2 separate regions of the Homo sapiens genome follow, and region 2 is linked to region 1. Evidence: chromatin loops called from intact Hi-C (ENCODE). Cell type or tissue: PC-3. All regions are shown on one strand. Region 1 overlaps SKAP1 (src kinase associated phosphoprotein 1). Region 2 has its middle 5.1 kb from the start of HOXB-AS1.

Evidence for each region. A loop is a pair of places that touch in the nucleus more often than their neighbours do. Peaks named below come from ENCODE experiments on the same cell type or tissue, not always from the same donor. Only the 100,000 strongest peaks of a DNase experiment are listed, where the experiment ranks them.
Region 2: a loop joins it to region 1, with 2.9 times the contacts of the local background. A loop is called at or near these places in 4 of 110 quality-filtered maps.

The regions. Positions count from the first base shown.
Region 1 is chr17:48,426,469-48,428,968 of GRCh38, forward strand. All of the region lies in intron 1 of SKAP1 (src kinase associated phosphoprotein 1), which reads right to left. Among named protein-coding and RNA genes, the nearest start is that of SKAP1, 2.5 kb to the right of the region's middle. In PC-3, no CTCF peak of the experiment used is centred here; no DNase peak of the experiment used is centred here.
Region 2 is chr17:48,537,970-48,540,469 of GRCh38, forward strand. No RefSeq gene overlaps it. Among named protein-coding and RNA genes, the nearest start is that of HOXB-AS1, 5.1 kb to the right of the region's middle. In PC-3, no CTCF peak of the experiment used is centred here; a DNase peak (open chromatin) is centred at 1,382.

The DNA.
Region 1 (2,500 bases):
GCTTCTGACTTCAAAAGCAGGGCTAGAAAGACCAGGAAGAAGAGACTGATTATGTTTATATCTGTGGAGCAAAGATTATGCAAACTGCCAGCACTTCATTGTTTTTGTTTTCGGTGTGGTTATCACAGAACAAAAACAAAAAGATAACTTCTACATCTGAAGCCCCATTATTTGAAAACAGACCTGAATATTTCCTCCTCTTTCAATAAAGCAGAAAGCACCCTCCATTTTACTTATCTATGAGGTATTTATTTGTTGATAGGGGACTAGTTACTATTTCTATATGAGAGCTTGACAGAGTCTATCTAAAGAAGCTATTTCCTGAGTTACTCTAGAAACCTCACACTGTTTTGATATTTGCCAAAAATCCAAGATAGCGTGTTTTTTTTTTTTAATTTCTCCACCTTCCATACCCCTCAGGGCTAAAAAGAGAAAAACATGATCACAAGCATAGTAAATGGTCCGTTAGCACTCTGACCTCTCTGAGTTTCTATTTGTCTTTTGTTCCTTTTTCTTTTAAATACCCTTACTGTTTATTTTTTCCTGTTTACAGAAGTAATGCATGGTCATTGTCACAATTCAAACAACACAAAGATGTATGAAATAAAAATTAATAACCTCCCCTCCTCCAAACTCTCAGTCTTCTCTCAAGGAAGCCAATGTTAACAGTCTGGTATATATTCTTTTTTACTTATTCCTAGGCTTACACAAATATTTATAACATATGTGGCTTTTCTTGTTTTGTCTTTTGGTTTTCAAGCAAAAATGGGATATTACATGTACTATCATGCATTTTGCCTTTTAGTCTTAAAAATATGCCATGGACACTTTCCAAGCCTATATATAGATCCACAGAATACTCTTTTAGTGGCTGTGAAGTATTCCATGAGACAAATGTCCCATAATTCATTCAACCATCACCCTGAGTCTCCCAACTTATTAACATTTAGCATAGATCTTCGTGCATATACTACTTCATGACCTTTCACTTCAGTGACAGATTTTTAGAAGTGAGGTTTCTAGGTCGAGTGAAACATTTCCAAGTGTCTCAAATTTTATATTTAAACAAAATTAATTTTAGGCCTTGGGAATTTCTGTTCTCTTCATTATGCAAAATTTTGTTATCTACCTTTCACAATGCTTTACATATTTTATTCTTAAAAGCACACACATTATGTCAAAAAATGCCCCTGTCATTTATGCTTGTGTAGTTATAAATAAATAAATGCTTAAGTTATGGCTGTGATGTCCAGTGTTAAATCACTGTGCAAATGCTTATGCCTTGGTTTATGAAAGTAGTAATTCATTGTGGAAACCCCACCCCCACAGCCATGTGGCAGCACTAGAGTTGCAGCCCTCACATCCTGTGACTCCCTCCCACAGAGTGACTATATAGAGATCAGGACCTCCATTTTTTCTAATTGTCAACAGTTAACCTTAAAAAGTGTGTGGTGGGGGAGACAAATAGCAACAAACAACAAATTGATGGCCATTTTGGGTTTCTAATATGGACAGATTATTTGTAACACAATGAATAATCCTCCTGGTCTACACCAGCGACTGTGTTCCAAAAGAAATAAAACTTGTAACCAATATATTGCTATTATTATTACAGGAACCTTTAAAAAACATATCTTCAAACATTTTTCAATAGAATTACTGGATGAATCACACTTTACATTTTTTTCTCTACTTCAGATTCAAGTTCTAATTGCAAACTTAAAAAAAAAAGCCTTAAAGAAATACATTAACCAACGAAGCTCCTTATAATTTGGTTTCAGACTCCTCCATATATTTTAAAGACCTGAGCACCAACAGAGATTGTTAAGATACAGCAAGCTTGATACAGAAGTATGCGACATGCAATTAATCTCCATTCATACCCCGCTCTACTTGTCAGCAAACAAAGGTTCTGCTTTAGAAGGAGATCTGAAGACTTCAATTAAAAACAGTCAGCTAACAAGAAAATAATCTAAGCTAAAGGAAGGTGGCAGGTGCAGAAATGAGTTGTTTACCAAAGTGTCAGTTTTGAACAATGAAGAACTGCACATCAAAAATGCTGAAGGAATGGATTTCATTGCAAGCCTCTGAAAATAAAAAGGAATTTTCTACCAAGCCTAGACACAAAACTGAAGTATAGTTTAATAAGCTTATAAAATAGGTTTCCTCTCATCAAATGACAGATACCAATAAAAAGAATCAGTTTATATATTTCAATGCAAGGGCAGAGTTAAACTTTTTGCCACAGTCCCTTCTTTCCTAGAAACCAAAGACAATTACAGCCTTCCTTCACAAGCCTAATATTAAACCAACAACAGAGGGAAAGGCTGGATTGTTTCTTCTTAGACACCCAGATAATTCTCTTTTACCCTGCAAATAGTTTTCTACCCCCAAAATTTAGATTTATTCTGATCGTAAGTAAAACGGATTTTGGAAACCTCACCTCAAAAGAAATATCTAGCTGACAGCTTTTACATAGAAGCAATCCAGAATGGAAATA
Region 2 (2,500 bases), 110 kb after region 1:
AAAAGATTTTGCTCTCTACTCATTTAAATAAAGATAAATGCATGATTATTGGTGTAAAGATACTAATTAAAATGTATTGACCAGGCACAGTGGCTCACGCCTGTAATCCTAGCACTTTGGGAGGCTGAGGCAGGAGGATCACTTGAGCTCAGGAGTTCAAGACCAACCTGGGCAATACAGTGAGATATCATCTCCACAGAATATTTTAAAACTAGCCGTAAAAAATAAATAAATAAAATAAATAAAAGGCCAGGGGAGGTGGCTCACACCTGTAATCCCAGCACTTTGGGAGGCCGAGGCGGACGGATCACTTGAGGTCAGGAGTTCGAGGCCAGCCTGGCCAACATGGTGAAACCTCATCTTTACTAAAAATATAAAAATTAGCCAGGCGTGGTGGCAGGTACCTGAGGTCCCAGCTACTTGGGAGGCTGAGACAGGAGAATCACTTGAACCCAGAAGGTGGAGGTTGAAGTGAGCCGAGATCCTGCCACTGCACTTCAGCCTGGACAACAGAGTAAGCCTCCGTCTCAAAAATAAATAAATAAATAAATAAATAGCCAGCCAGCTGCGGTAGCTCATGCCTGTAATCCCAGCACTTTGGAAGGCCAAGGCGGGCAGATCACCTGAGGTCAGCAGTTTGAGGCCAGCCTGGCCAACATGGCGAAACCCTGTCTCTACTAAAACTACAAAAATTAACCGGGCATGATGGCGGGCGCCTGTAATCCAAGCTACTCAGGAAGCTGAAGCAGGAGAATTGCTTTAACCCAGAAGGCAGAGGTTGAAGTGAGCCGAGATCACGCCATTGCACTCCAGCCTGGGCGACAAGAGCGAGACTCTGTAAAAAAAAAAAAAAAAAAAAAAAAAAAAAAATTAGCCAAACTTAGTGGCTCGCACCTGTACTCCTAGTTACTCGGATGGCTGACATGGGAGGACCACTTGAGCCCAGGAGGTTGAGGCTGTGGTGAGCTGTGACTGCACCACTCCATTCCAGCCTGGGTGACAAAGTGAGACCCTATCTCAAAAAATAAAAGAAAATTTGTTAAAATGGCCCCACCAGATTCACGTGAGGTAGGTCACTGTCAAACACCAAGAGTTACTTAACAGCACAAGACATCGGCCATAATAAACAGTTAATACATTGTTTGTGAAGACTAAATAATATATACTAAAGAATATGCATATATTAATGTAGAGTACATTAGAGGCATTTAATTCTTACATTTATTTCACAGATAGAGAAACTGAGGTCCAGAAAGGGGAATAGACTTGCTCAGGCATAAGTTAACTTTTTTTTTTTTTAATGACTCAGGGTTACCATGATTGCGAGTAATTCCTCAGTCTAATGGTCCTTTGCTTTCACTGTAATATTAATGGGACATGCCTCTTAAAAGAATGATTCACTAAGAGCAGGGCAGACTGACGAGCAGCTTTCCGGGCTGCACTGAAACCTTCCCACTCCAACCACAGGGAATTTATAACCACTCTGTGCTACAGACCACTCACAATTGGTCCTGACCCAAGAGGAACCCTGCCCCAATCAGGATGGAATAAGTGAGTGCGGCCACTTGGAGCTGCCCTCTAATCTGCCACCACCACTGGGGTCTGCTGCCCTATCTGGGAACCACCCCCTCTTCCCCTTACTCCTCCATGGCCAACTGGGAAAACTCAAGCTAAAAAGGATGACCCAAGAGATGAAAGAAGGAAAAGAAGTTAATTCGGAACACAGGGATCCTGAATTGCAATCCTTTATGAATCCCAAATTGCCAGGCATTCCCTTGAATCTGAATTGGGTAGGGAAATTGAAGATGGGAGTCACTTCCTTCTGCAAATTCATTGCCTCTTTGTGCTGCCGTGGTATCATCAGAGACGGTGAGTTTCATAAATTTGGAAAGAAGACAGCCAGCAACGCTTTTGTGTTTCCTGTAAAAAGAGTTTCAACTCCTCTCCAATAATCAGCCAAAGACAACACCTGGACTAAGACCTCTCACCCCTAGGATATCCAAAGTACCTGAATCTAAACAGGTACATTGAGCCTTTGGTTGGCTCACCACTACTTTGGCAGGAAGGAATCAGGACTGATGCAGGCCCAGGCAGGAACAAAGATTCCCTGCCATTTGAGCTACTGGTTTGGGTTGGGAGAATTGGAAGGCAGGGGCCAGGTAAAGTGAGTCAAAAATTCTGAAGCATGGAGGAAGGCAGAAAGCAAGGTGGCACTGTGATCTAGCAGTACTTCTCAAACTTTTAAGTGTACATAAATCACTTGGGGAGCTGCTAAACTGCAAATTCTGATTCAGTAGGTCTGATTCAGGGGCCTAAGATTCTGTATTTCTAAGTAGCTCATAGGTAGTGCTGATGCTGCTGGTCCATGGAGCAGCCAGGCTGCAGAGAACTGGTGCATCGGAGGCCCTTGAGTGCTGCAGACCATGATGGGGGATAGGAATTCTCTCCTGCAGAGCCAACTCTGCATTTTTTTGGCATTGAGGAAGGGTGCTCTCATTTT